2 separate regions of the Homo sapiens genome follow, and region 2 is linked to region 1. Evidence: chromatin contacts called from ENCODE Hi-C or POLR2A ChIA-PET data. All regions are on one chromosome and are shown on one strand. The core of a region is the stretch at or near the end of the contact, and the rest is flanking DNA. Distances in the headings are between cores, read along the strand shown.

Evidence for each region. Hi-C counts contacts between places; a loop is a spot of excess contacts on that map. ChIA-PET counts read pairs that join two places held with the same protein, here RNA polymerase II (POLR2A). Pooled maps may share reads with other maps.
Region 2: a loop to region 1 is called in a map of PC-3, with 3 times the contacts of the local background. The contact joins the promoter of RIN2 here to the enhancer-like site in region 1. A Hi-C loop is called at or near these places in 7 of 168 maps with a recorded cell type or tissue (B cell, CD14-positive monocyte, Caco-2 and 4 more), 1 of 37 single-sample maps with no recorded cell type and 2 of 50 pooled maps. POLR2A ChIA-PET finds 5 or more read pairs at or near these places in 10 of 52 experiments (A549, A673, B cell and 7 more).

The regions. Positions count from the first base shown.
Region 1 is chr20:19,711,471-19,718,755 of GRCh38, forward strand. SLC24A3 (solute carrier family 24 member 3) reads left to right here. Exons shown (of 17, transcript NM_020689.4): 16 at 6,058-6,123. Among named protein-coding and RNA genes, the nearest start is that of RIN2, 43 kb to the right of the region's middle. RefSeq lists an enhancer at 1-333. Within about 2 kb of position 3,047, at least 2 of the 41 ENCODE cell types and tissues checked have a DNase peak (open chromatin) inside an H3K27ac peak, as active enhancers do; they include transverse colon, where a contact is called at or near this core.
Region 2 is chr20:19,757,005-19,763,742 of GRCh38, forward strand. RIN2 (Ras and Rab interactor 2) reads left to right here and starts at 1,254. Exons shown (of 13, transcript NM_018993.4): 1 at 1,254-1,323. RefSeq lists an enhancer at 1,643-2,217.

The DNA of each region.
Region 1 (7,285 bases), core at 1,797-4,296:
AATGCAAACACATGCAGGCAAATGCACACACGTGCATGCAAACATGCAGGCAAACACACACATGCATGCAAACATGCAAACATGCAGGCAAACGCACACACGTGCATGCTCACATGCAAACACATGCACACAAACACACACACCCATGCTCAGAATCACCAGCAGATGCTTTTTTCTTTTTTTTTTTTCGACAAGAGTTTCACTCTGTCGCCAGGCTGGAGTGCAGTGGCTTGATCTCAGCTCACTGCAACCTCCGCTTCCAAGGTTCAAGCAATTCTCCTGCTTCAGCCTCCCAAGTAGCTGGAACTACAGGTACGCATCGCCATGCCCAGCTAATTTTTGTGTTTTGAGTAGAGACAGGTTTTCACCATGTTGGCCAGGATGGTCTTGATCTCTTGACCTCGTGATCTGCCCGCTTTGGCCTCCCAAAGTGCTAGGGTTACAGGTGTGAGCTACCGCGCCTGGCCGCAGATGCTCATTTTGTTTGTTTGTTTGGGGTAGGGTTTTGCTCTGCCACCCAGGCTGGAGTGCAGTGGTGGGATCACAGCTCACTGTAGCCTCGACCTTCCCAGCTCAAGTGATCCTCCCACCTCACCCTTTCAAGTAGCTGGGACTATAGAGACACTCCAACAGAACTGGCTAATTTTTATTTTTATTTTTTGTAGAGTTGAGGTCTCACTATGTTGCCCAGGCTGGTCTTTAACTCCTAGATTCAGGCAACCCACCTACATCACCTTCCCAAAGTGCTAGAATTGCAGGCATAAGTCACCACGCCTGGCCCAGATGCTCATTTAAACATACAGTATGTGGAGCCAGGGACTGGAGGGGTGAGGGAATTAGGTGCTAGAGTGAGGAAAAACTCACGAGCCAGGCATCTGCCCTCTGAGCATTTGGACCTGCTGTTCTGGTAAGAACATGCCCCAACCCAAGCACAAGCAGGACGACATCAGCACCATAGGGACAATAGTGAACTTGGAAGAGGCAAAAGGACTTATGGCAGGATGGGCAGAGTAGAGGTGGGAAGGAGGTGAGACCCCCACCTAGCTAGACCGAAAGTCTCAAAGAGGGCACAGGAGTGTGCTTAAGGTGCTGACTACAGAGAAGGGGTGCTAGGATATGAGACAGTGACATGAGGTCCTTAGCAGAGCTCCTGGCCCTCCTCGATCTTCATTAATGGCTAGCCTGTCAGGAAGGAGGAGCCCTACAGGCCTCTTTTCATTTTGCTTTTGAATTATAAAAGTAATACACATTAATAGCCCAAAACTGGAAGTGGCCCAGATGTCCATCAACAGGAGCATAATTAAACACACCGTGGCATATTTACACTGCTGTAAAAATAAATGAGCTGTTGATGCAATGAAAACATTGAAGGAGTCTTTAAAAATGATGCGGATATAAAAGAGTACACGCTGCAGGATTCCATTGCTATGAAGCTCTAGGACAGGCTGAACTGCCTTGTGGTAGAGAAACAGGGCAGTGCCTGCCTCAGGCAAGGCTTACAGAAGGGCACCTGAGAACTTTCTGGAATGACAGAAGTGTTCTGAGCCATGGTAGAGTTTGAGTTACATGGGTGTATGCATTTCTCAGAACCTGTTGAATGGTACAATTTTGTGGTGGGAATTTTACCATGTAAAATGGCATCTAAGAATAAAAGACCCATGAATTGTGAATGAACTCTACTTAATGAGATGCAGGCAGGAGTGCTGAGGGGTGAAATGGCCTGGTCTCTGCAGTTTACTTTGAAGTTCCCACAAGCACACGTGGACATGCCCTGCTCTTAAAAAAATAAGATGGTATAATTCTTCCAACTTTCCTGAATGCTTGAAAACTTCCATAGCAGCATGCTGGGTTTAAAAACACTACATAGACTCAAAATAATTTAAGTAAAGTGGGGAAGGGAGAGAGAGTACATTGGGCAGAGACCACATTGCTTCTGGAACATTATCCAGGGAGTGGCATCCGGGGTCTCTCTGCTTCCAACCTCACTCTGACCAGTCCCTGCTGCCCCACAGAACACTGGCCTCCTTATAATGCATATTCCAAATGAGACTTCATGGACATGCCTTATTCATTCATCAGTTACGTTTTAAGCACGTGGTCTGTGCCCAGCCCTCTGCCAGGTGGAGGGTAAAGTCAGACGTGGTTCCTACCCTTGCGGTGTCTGTAATCTAGTAAGCTATTGTTCAGTGATAGGTTTAGAAAAGAAGCAGCCTCGGGTGCAAGGAAGTGGACCCAGCCCCCAATTATTCAGAAGGTATTACACACCAGGCCCTGTTCAACAGTTTTAACGTGGATTAATTCAGTTCAACCTCATAAGCACCAACAAAGCAGGAACTGTATTATCCCCATTTTACACTTTGAAAAACTGAGGCTTAGAGAAGTTCAGTTACCCATCCATGATGATACAGCAAGTGAATGACCAAGAAGAGATTCAAAACCCAGGAAGTTAGCTCTGGAGTCCATGCCTTAAACCAGAGGGTTGCAAACATTTTCTACAAGGGGCCAGAGAGGAAATATTTTAAGCCCTGTGGATCATGCTGTCTCCATCAAAACCACTCAGCTCAGCTGCTGTCGTGTGAAAATAGCCATTGATGATACATAAATGAATGAACTGAGTTCCAATAAAATTTTATTTACAAAGACAGGCTGGAGCCAGATGCCGTGGCTCATGCTTGTAATTCCAGCACTTTGGGAGGCCAATGCTGGAGGATTGCTTGAGGCCAGGAGTTTGAGACCAGCCTGAGCAACATAGCAAGATCCTATCTTTACAAACAACAACAACAAATTAGCTAGGCATAGTGGTGTGTGCCTATAGTCCCAGCTACTTGGGAGGCTAAGGCAGGAGGATCACTTGGGCACAGGAGTTCAAAGCTACAGTGAGCTATGATTTCACCTCTGCACTCCAGCCTGGACAACACAATGAGACCCAGTCTCTAAAAAAAAAAAAAAAAAAAAACAACAAAAAGAGGCAATGGCAATGACTCCTGCCCCAAACCATCCATAGCTGCAGCAGCTGGGAGATGTTTGAGCTGGGCCAGAAGGCAGCTGAAGGAGCCCTCATTCCTGCCTGTCACATCCTGGTGGAAGTACAAGGGTCAGACAGCAAGGAGTAAATACAGGCTTTGAGAGCCCAGGTCTCTAACAATGAAAACACAAAAATACACCCCTGGGTGTGTGTAGTAGTTCATGACCAAAGGAAGGCCATAGAGAAAAAGGTGAGAAGTTAAAAACACAGCAACTCCACAAAAGAGTGAGTTGCCTTTGGCCTCTGGAACCAGATTTAGAATTTCAGCCACACTGTTCTTCGAGATTTCATGTGAACATAGGAAGAGTAAAGTTCAAAAGCTTTGGTTTAACAGGATTCCTTTTGAAAATGTTTGGCCAAAGGGAATTTTCCTGCTAGGAGCTTTGCTGTCACTGGCTCTTGGTTTCTTAAGGGCATGAAATCACTTTACTAAGTTCTTGTTGCTGACAAGGGTTTGACCCTGGAGCTCAGAGGGCAAGCTGTGCTGGAAATGCATTGCCCCTCTTAGAAGATATCTGTATGCGCAGTGCTGAAAGTTAAGAGCTCAAAAGGATTCCTGAGTGTTTATCTACAGTTTCACATCTACCCAAGGGTGACTGAGGATAGCTCCAAGAGCCTCTTCCTCTCTCCTAGGGGTTGCCATCTTGCTCTGAGGAGCCCATCTCTCCCATTCAACATTGACCAGAACACAGGGGATTATCATAGTCAGTGTGGACAGAATATTTGGAGGAAGAAAATCTTCAGTACAACCCATTTGCGATGCAGTCTTGTATGCTGGCCTCTTTATACCAACCCAGCTGATGAAAGTAGGAAAGTCTATCCGCAGTCAGGTTGAGTGTGTGCATGAAGTTAAGCCACCAGCTGGACTGCGACGGGGCCGATCTGCCATTTTTCCACACTGAATTAACCAGGTTAAGCCATTGCTCTAGTGTCACAGAGATATGACTTGAGTCTTCCTTTATTCTCGGGAAGGCATTTGGTGGCAGGGAAGCATGTTCCAGCTGGGGGCCAGCAAATGGTTGACTCACAGGGATTGCAAGTCACGAGAGAAAGAGTCCAGCTCAATCCCTCTGTGACAGGACATCATTAAGTCACATCTTCACAGAAAGGGTTGGCTGTTTAGGGCGTATGGTGTCCCTATTTTCTGTCCTGTCAGAAAATAAACCTGACACACCCACCTATGGAGACTCCTTCCCATATGCACACTCCAGTAGTGAACTGGTGCAGTCATGCCAAGAGGTACCTTAAACCCTGTCAGAAGGGCCCAGAACCACTCCTACTCGATAATTACCACTTAGTTGTCTAACAGAAACAATGCACAAATCAACCAGCCTCACTTTCCCTTCCCAAGAACGTAGAGAAGCTTTTCACTCCCTGCAGGAGAGTGTACATTGGTTGGGGTCTGTAGTCCTCAAACCTGAATGCACACAAGCATTTCCAAGAAAACATGTGAAAAATGAATGTCAAGATCCCTTCCACAGAACCCTTGGAGAACAGAAGTGGATCTGAGCTTTATGCTTTCTCTAAATCAGTGGTTCTTAAACTTTCCTGTGCATCAGAATCACCTGGAGTTAAAGCACAGATTCTTGGGCCCTGCCCCAGGGTTTCTGATTCAGGAGTTCTGGGTGGGGCCTGAGATCCTGCATTTCTAACAAGTTCCCGAGAGCTGCTGCCGCTGCTGGCCCCAAAACCACCCTCTGAGAACCACTGCTCTAAGGAATCTCTTCTATTTTGGGGCAGCCGGCCTCATGACTTTGGTCAAAGGCAGAAGCAGTGTCTTCTCTACATCATGAAAGAAACTATTTGGCCTTTGTCAGCCAAGTCAGCACCCCAGTACTCTCTACCTGCTCTGCTTGATATTATAGCCACAACCACATGTGGCTCTTTAAATGTAAATTTGGTTAAAGATGAGATTAAAACTGTTTCTTTTTTTTTCAGTTGCATGAGACACATTTCAAATGCCCAACAGCCACCTGTACCTAATGGCTACCATGTTGGAGAGCACAGATATAGAACTTTTCCATCACCACAGAAAGTTCTGCTCATCAGTGCTATTCTATAGAAACTCCAAGGCTGGGTGCAGTGTCTCATGCTTGTAATGAGCCACTTTGAGAGCATGTTGGGCTGCTTGTAATGAGCACTTTGGGTGGCCGAGCTGGGAGGATCACTTGCTTCCAGGAGTTCAAGACCAGCCCGGGCAACGTAGTGAGACCTAGTCTCTACAAAAAATCAAAAATCAGCCAGGTGTGATGGTGTGTGCCTGTAGTCCTCAGGAGGCTGAGGTGGGAGGATCACTTGTGGCTGGGAGGTTGAGGCTATAGTGAGCCAAGATCACACCACTGCACCCCAGCCTGGGTAACAGAGTGAAACCCTGTCTCAAAAAAAAAGAAGGAACTCCAAATATGCTTCTCTTTTTCTCTTCATTGGCTGTTATCCCCATTCTGCAAAAAACAAACCTCCAAAAATCCCTTTACTAACATCAGAAATGGAATTTTAACTTTTTCTTCTGTTTTGTTTGCTCACAACAGCAACCCTCCTCCACTTCTTCCCATCAAGTTAGGGGAAGGACAGAGACATTTTGGTGCAAAAGAGATGAAAAGTTTATTCATATTTTTCCATTGCCCATGTCATGAAATTCATCCTAAAAGCAGTACGGGTTTGAGAAAGTAAAAGTTCCCCAGAGGTAAAGGAACACGTGGACAGGGATGTGTTGTGGGCCACAAGAATCTCACAGTCCCAGATAGAGGGTTCAGGTGGCCGTGGGGCACTCCAGCCAGGGGCCTGCTATTGAGGGTAAGGCCAGGATGGGACTGAGAGTGGACAAGACAAAGACAAGCCTTGGGTTTCCAGAACAGCACACGTCTCAAGTATAAGCTGTGGAGCTGGCTGCTGAAGCTGTTGCTTTTTCATTCTAGAGGGGAGATGTGGAATCACTGCTACTCAGAGTTGCGTAGGCAGATGCCTTTTCCAAAGCCTAACTCTGCTTTGGAAGCCTAGCTTGTCAGAAGCCTAACTCTAACCCTCTCTTACAGATCCGGCTGAATAGCAGGGGGCTGATCTACTCCGTAGGCTTGCTCCTGGCCTCTGTTTTTGTCACGGTAGGTTGGCAGCTCTCTCCTCGTACTTGTGTTTGCCTGTTCTTTCCTCCCCTTGGTTTCTTTGGAGACCAGATGAGCTTGGTCTCCTGGTGACTGGGTACAAGCAACCTCCTTGTCCCATCTCCTGGCTCTTTCTTCTAGAAGTGAGTCCTAGCAACCCACTAGAACACCTTCTCCCTTTCTGAAAGAAGCCAGCCTTCCTCTCAAAGGCATGGCCCTATCTTACATAGAAAGCAAACCATTTTCCCAAACACAAAGAGAAGATCCCACTTTGTCTGCAATATGAGTCATGGAAAGGTAGATTCCAATTCATTGATTGTTCCAGGTTCCCATACGAATCCATGAATTTGACTAATACTTGGAAACTAAAAATATATTTTATTGACAGTACATTTTGAGGCCATTCCACTCTCTCAGCCATTACGCCCACTTGCGTACTTTAATATTCCCAACTCAACTGTTGTGTTTGGAACAAGTTCACACCAACGCATGGACTCATCCACATGAAGCATCCATTAACATACAAATATGCTGTTGGCATTAAGCAGCATTGAGACACAATATGTTTTTTCCTTAATTATTCAAGGAAATAGTCATTGAGTTACACCTGGCATGTTGTTAGCATAAATATGCCAGAGAATGGGAATTCAGAAGGACAGGCAGGAAGCAAAATAAGTAGTTTACAGGATCAGGGTGTGAATTGAATGTCAAGATTTCACCAAAGCTAATACTGCCTTATACAAAAGTGCAAATCGACATCATTCATGCTCTTATGGTTTAGGAGGTCCTGCAGTTCTGCTATGACTTGGAGTGGTGATATTTGTAATAGCCACACGCCGTACTTAATGTTTTGTATACATATCTTCCCATTTGGAGCTCATCATGCCCCCCATGAGGTTCACTAAGATCAACCTATTATACAAATGAGCGACTGAGGCCTAGAGGAGCTAATTGACTCCTTTTTATTGACACCAAGTGAATGGAGGAACAAGCATCTGACACCAGGGTGCACAATCATAGCTACGGTGCATCTTTTTAGGCTATGCTATAGTTATACCATCTACAGGAGACCTGGCTAACCACTAACTGGGCTGTCAAAATGAGGTTACCAAAATGCTGAAGAGAGGCAGGTTTGGGGGAGGAAAAGCAATTTTAAACATCT
Region 2 (6,738 bases), core at 4-2,503, 44 kb after region 1:
GCGCCTGGCACCAGCAGGTGTTCAATTATTTATTTAATGGGTGACTTGGAGCAGAAACCGAAGTGCAGTGGACTGTTTTCCTGGGATCTGAGCTGATGATAAATGATAAATAAGTCTTGGGATTTTAGAAGGCAGGAATCACGAAAACCAACACCAATGAAATCCAAGTCTCCTCTGCTACTATCTGAAGTGGAACAGAACAGAAATAAGGTCTGTTTTCTTTCCGCTTCGCTGTTCTGTTTCTGTCCAAAACAACCGTCTCTCTGACACCTTCGAGGTGTCCCTTTGTCTCTTTGAGGTTCCCTCCGTGACACTGGCTACTTTGTAACTCTAACACTGTCAGCAATTAATTCCCAAAGGTGAGGTCCCCGTGGGAAGTGGGAAAACCCAGCGAATCACCAGGGACCCGCCTGATTCCGAAAAGGCTGGATGCTGGCTGGGAACCGGCCCCGCAGCTCCGGCGTCCCCGCCTGCCTGCGCGGCCTTCAGCTGGGGTTACGGAGGGCTCCCAGCGCCGATCCAAACCGCGTTCCAGGCGGGGTGGGCGGGCCCCTGGCCAGCGAGGCCGAAGCAAAACAACCCGCCCAGGCGTCCAGAGCGTATCCAACCCTGGAGAACCTGCCCCGGAACCAAGAGCCGCAGCCAGCTCAGGCCTCTCGAGTGGGGCCTTTCCAGCCCCTGCAACAGATCCCGGGATCTGTAGTTGGGCGGAGGGGCTCGTTATGGGAAAGGGGTGCGTGCGCGTTTGTGCTAAAACAAGAAAGGCAAGAATCTCCGAGAACAAAACTCTGGTCCTCGCCTGGCCGGGGACCGCAGAAGACAGGGGCGGCAGCGCCAAGGCGGGTCAGGGGCCGGTCCAGCCAAGTTTGCTCCGGCTTAGATAAACTTTCTGATGGCAGTTTTTCCTGGTTGCAGCCTGGGTTCCTTGTAACAGGGTAAGCGTAGCGGGTGGTTGTCAAGAGGGGCGGAGGCTGGCGGTTACAGGGAATGGAGGGATGGGCCGGACCTGGGGTCGCGCAGGCGCCTTGGTCGCTGCCTCCGATCCGATCACCCCCGCCCCATCTCCTCTGCGAGCTCAGGAAGGTGGCTGGGGGAGGGGGATGGCTCCCTACTGCCGAGGGACGGCCCGAGGCAAACACAAAGCCCTTCCCTCCCCTCCTCCTCTTTCCTCTCCTCTCCCCTCCCCTCCCCTCCTTTCTCCCCCTTCCTCCTCTTCCTCCTCCTCCTCTTGCTCCTCCCGGGCGGGGAAACCCAGCCCCGCGCTCGTCTTTGGGGCCACCGGTCGCCCCCGCCTCCGGGACCTGCGGGGAGGGCCCGCGAGAGGTAAGGGGCGGTGGCAGCGGAGACCCCACCCCCTGTGCCCGCACCTAGAGAGCCCGGAGAGGCTCCGGGCACGGGCGGGGCTCTCTGGGGTTCCAGACGTGGGTGCTGCTGTGCGCACTCTCTCCCTACTCCGGAGGGGACTTGAGGAAGACAGCCAGAGCGCGTCCTCGGGGATCGTGGGGAACGGAAGGGGGAAGGGGGATCAGGGAGTGGGGACAAGGGGCAGAGTGACATTCCGGAGCGCGAGGTGGCCGCTGGTCCCGGCAGGGTCACCGGGTGTCCTCAGCTGACCTGTGCGGGGCTGGGGTGAGGGACAGCTGGAGGGTGCAGGCACTATGGCTCGAGGTGCGGAGGTGCGGGTGTGCGTGCGTGTGCACCGGACGGAGTTTGGTAGGGACCTTTGAGGAGTTCTACCTGCAGGGCTGCCTGTGGGGTGTCAAGTGCTCCCTGCGCCTGAGCGCGCGGGTCAGACCCGGTGTCGCACAGCTTTGATCCCCAGCGCGGACCCCACTGGTGAGTCCAGCCAGTGTGCAGGGCAGATGCTCCGACCGGAGATTTCCTCCCCCGGGTGGAAAAGCAGGAGGGTTGTTGTGTCCGGGCAGGGGGCACTTGGGCTGTCGCGGTGATTGATGGCTGCGCAGCGGGCGGAGGAGGAGCCCCGGATTCCTGCCGGGAAGGGACGGGGCCACTTTCCCACTTTGAGGCCTCCCCGCCCCCTTCTGGGCTTGGCCTCCACCCTTGGCCTGGGCTCCCACCAGCTCGGCGTCCACCCACCGGCGGTGGCGCGCCCCTCGACCGCGCGGGGACAGCAGGATTTGCAGAAGTTCAGCTTGAAAGCCTATGATATGTTGCCAAGAAATACAGGGCAAGATCGGTCCCCTGGGCCCTGAGAGGCGCCTGTCTTCTCAGAGCTCTTAAATCCCTGGGGCTTTCCTAATTCCGCAGTGTAGCGGCACTTCCTTGCGCGGTTTTGGGCACATTGGGGTTTCTTAGGAACACGCTGTCATCGGTAAGGAAACATCAGAGTACTCTTCGACCAAAAGGACTGTAAATACTGAAGCAAAAAGAAACACTTGCTGGGAGTGCAAAGGGCTTACTGGGAAAAAAGAAACACACAGGGCAGCACTCCATCATTAAGATAAATAGTATTTTAATACAATCTTTTTAACAAAACCAAATTGAATGTAAAAAATTCATGATAAGCAAAAATCAACATTTTAAATACAGGTGGGTGTTGTTAGAACCCTGCTTCATAGGCCGGGTGCAGTGGCTTATGCCTGTAATCCCAGCACTTAGGGAGGCCAAGGCAGGCAGATCACTTGAGGTCAGGAGTTCAAGACCAGCCTGGCCAACAGGGTGAAACCCCATCTCTACTAAAAATACAAAAATTAGCTGGGCCTGAAGGCATGTGCCTGTGGTCCCAGCTACTCGGGAGGCTGAGGTGGGAGAATCACTTGAACCTGGGGGCAGAGGTTGCAGTAAGCCGACATTGTGCCACTCCACTCAGCCTGGGTGACAGAGTGAAACTCTGTCTAAAAAAAAAGAACCCTGCTTCATTGTTCAATGGGAACAGTCATATCCAGTCTCCCTCCCCCACCTCCCCATTTGTTTGTTCCCTTGCCTGGTGGTTTGAGAGTTGACAGTGGCATGCAACAGATTGAGCAACTCTGGCTTCAGATGTAGTCACGTTCACTGAATGCAGAGCTTTTATTAACTTTTTACCTAATTCAAATGTAGGAGGATATTGTCATAAGTGGATATAGAGGTGCTAATTTTCCTTTTTGCCTCAGGTTCCAATATTGCCTCTGGAATACTCATGCACTCCCGTGCTTTGGCACCTCCAGAGAGAGCATCACAGGCTAGGGATGGGTAGGGTCCCGGGACAGTGAAGGGCCCTTGCTTTTGGAACTTGGGAAGAAGGCTGTTGACAGGAGCTTTTGGGTTTGGAGACTTGCTCTCAGTAGTTGGAGGCTGGAGACACGGGGAAAACCAACCTGCTATCAAGACCTTTGTCTGGAAACATTCTCCTGCAGACAGTTCATCAGAGCAGAGGAGGAAACTGAAATAGCCCACACTTGACCTCTAGTGTAGGGCAGGTGGGAGGGAGCTTGACTCCCAGGATGGCTATGGCGTGTGCTTATTTAAAGATAACTTCGCAGCAGCACTCTTATCCCCACCCAAGGTGTCCTGCCATACACCTTATCCAAAGTCAAGGGTCACTACCCACTTCAGGACTTCCACTTTCCAGAAAGAACCTCCTTGCTTAGCTAAACCCTCTTCCTCTGCTTGGAGGACACAGATGAATCAGGTATCACAGATGAAACACAGGGTATGCTACCCTGAGAGGTCCATGCTCGTGTGACCCATTAATGGGAGGCCCATTCTTCACATACTCTCTGTATTATAGTGCTTTGACCTTGTGCCCAATTCCCCTTGTATATCCAACCTACCTAATGAACCTTCAAGAATCCTAATAGTTTCAGCAAGAAAGATTTCCCCGACCCTGTCCTCCTTTCCCCAGTAAGACACCCCCTCACTGCCACCAGAATTCCTTGTGTGTGTGTATGTGTATGTATCTCTTAAAGCAATACAGTGGACCTCACTTGCCCACTGTCTGTAAGCTTCCCAGGGTCCAAAACCAGGCCATAGCCCTTAAGACCTACCACTCAAGGAGGGGGTGTTGAATGAATGAATGAACAAAAGTGTCCCTTTGTCAAGGCATTTTGAGAAGTTGCACAGCAAGAAGTATACCCTCAGGACTGTAATGCCTCTGAAGAAAGCAGGTAACATTTTTGTAGCACATTATAAAATGGATTTACAAATAGTATCTCAGTCGTTTCTCACAACAGTAGTATTCATTGCATTTTGTAGGTGAGGAAATGAAAGCCTAAAATTAGTCTGTCATTCTGCCGCAGCACAGTGGACTTGCTAAAGGCGAACCTGCCCAGAGGCACACTCCATGCAGTGTATGTACAGAGCAGGATTCACCGAGTTGTGTTTTAGGATGCAGTTTTGCTAAACAATCACTAATGAGTTACAGTGATAAAATATGTTAGGGAAATGCTAATGTTGTCTGTTTTTTTATGGCAGGACTTTAAGGAGTCTTTATTGTTATACCATACATTGGGACTCTTTAGAATGACACCATAGTATGGGATGCTTGCCAACTTTATTTGGCCACAGAACACTCTTTCTCATGAAGTATCTTCTGGATCCAGTGTTCCAAGGAATTCACCTAGGGAATTGTTTAGTTCTCCCAAAATCTTATAATGTCTAGGCCAACTTCCAAGGAATGTTGATTCCATCTAATATGTGGTATTTTGGATAGTAAAAATGTATATTCTGGACACTAGAAAAGCATAATAATCCACCCTTGTCAATTTAGAGTGGATTGTTGATCTGTGTATCCAATTAACTCAAGTAGCTTCCATGCATCCGATTAATATGAATAGGTTCTTTGGGTTTGATCAGATATGATCTGAGGGAACCCCAGCCTCTGGAGAGCACTGCCTTTTTGCTGCCCAGAAGCCTTCAGATTTCAACCAGCCTTTCCAACTCTGAGAATCCCCTCAAACGCAGCTCTGTAGATGGGGTGGCAACTTCAGGGTTCTTGTCCTGAGATCACTATTTCATCTTGGCTAGTTACATCCATTGAGTGAGAAAGTACACCTGCTCAGTGAATTTTCTGTTCTCTCATTCCTCTCTCCTTGGGTGCTGGCCAAGTGAATTCTCTAGGGTGTCTAAGTGTGTGTGGACATTTGCTTATGAAAAGTAAGTAAATGTCACTCTCTGGGTGTCTCAGACCTGGAACAGAAGCCTGCTAACAGCAATCCCTCCTCATAGGAGCTGCAGCCCCCGTTCACAAGCAACCATTGTTTGAAATCAGGTATTTTTAAATCAGAGTTTGCCTTCAATCTACTGTTAGAGCACCTTCCACAGACCAGTAACCTCAGCTATTGAGGCTTTATTGCAATTAAGGAGACAAAGTGAGGAAGTTGGAGTTAGAATTTCAGGGACTCAAAGGAGAATTGTGGGCTAGTGGAGGAGCCTTCGGAAAGTGATCAAAGAGGCACAGCTGTGCAAATTTAACATTCATCTGCAGACATTTCTAGGTCTCCAATGCTGAGCAAATATATCTCAAGATTTGTTTCGTAGATTTTTCGAAAGCACAAAAAGTAACAATTCTCATTTAGAGATATGTATTAAACAGGGTGGTGTCACAGAAGTCAAGGGAAGGAGTGTTTTGAGAAAAATGGACCTATCAGATGGGGCGGGATGGGGAGTGACAAGGGGAGTTGAAGAAGATGACTAGAAGGCTGATGGGTCATTAGCCAAGCCGTGGAGTTCAAGTGTGTGTGTGAGCATGCACATGTCATCGTGCTGTGCGAACAAGGGAGAAGGTAGGGAAGAAACACTGAATGTGATTTATTTTATTTATTTATTTATTTATTTAGAGATAGAGTTTCGCTCTTGTTGCCCAGGCTGGAGTGCAGTGGTGCGATCTCGGCTCACTACAACCTCCACCTCCCGGAGTCAAGCGATTCTCCTGCCTCAGCCTCCTGAATAGCTGGGATTACAGGTGCCCGCCACCACACCTGGCTAATTTTTTGTATTTTTAGTAGAGATGGGGTTTCATGATGTTGGCCAGGCTGGTCTCGAACTCCTGACCTCGGGTAATCCACCCACCTTGGCCTCCCAAAATGCAGCAATTACAGGCGTGTGCCACCATGCACAGGCCTAAATGTGATTTTTAACCTGTTGAGTTTAAAAGTCCTGGCCAGGTGCAGTGGCTCATGCCTGTAATCCTAGCACTATGGGAGGCTGAGGTGGGCAGATCACTTGAGGTTAGGAGTTCAAGGCCAGCCTGACCAACATGGTGAAACCCTGTCTCTACTAAAAATACCAAAAAAATTAGCTGGGCCTGGTGGCAGGCCCCTGTAGTCCTCGCTACTTCAGAGGCTAAGGCAGGAGAATCCCCTGAACCCGGGAGGCAGAGGTTGCAGTGAGCCAGGATCACTCCATTGCACTCCAGCCTGGGTGACAGAGCAAGACTCTGTCTCTAAATAAATAAATAAATAAATAAGATATATATGTATATCAGCACAGAGAAGTGTGGAATGTCAGCTGAAAGTGTGAATAGAACCACACAAGTGAATACAGCCGCTAGCAAAACCACTCAATAGCATAATCACATAATGAATGAGTGAATGAATGAATGAATGATTAAATGACACTGTTTTTTGTAGCAGAAACTGTTTTTAAACTCACTAATAGTTAGGTGAAAGTTTAAACACAGTCATTTTGTGAAAGAGTCTAAGAAAATAAAATTGAATTTTTTAACGCTGTGGGTATTCCAGCCTGTGTGAGATGTCTTATTCTGGTCAAAAAGCTTTGGTTGTAAGAACCTCCATTACT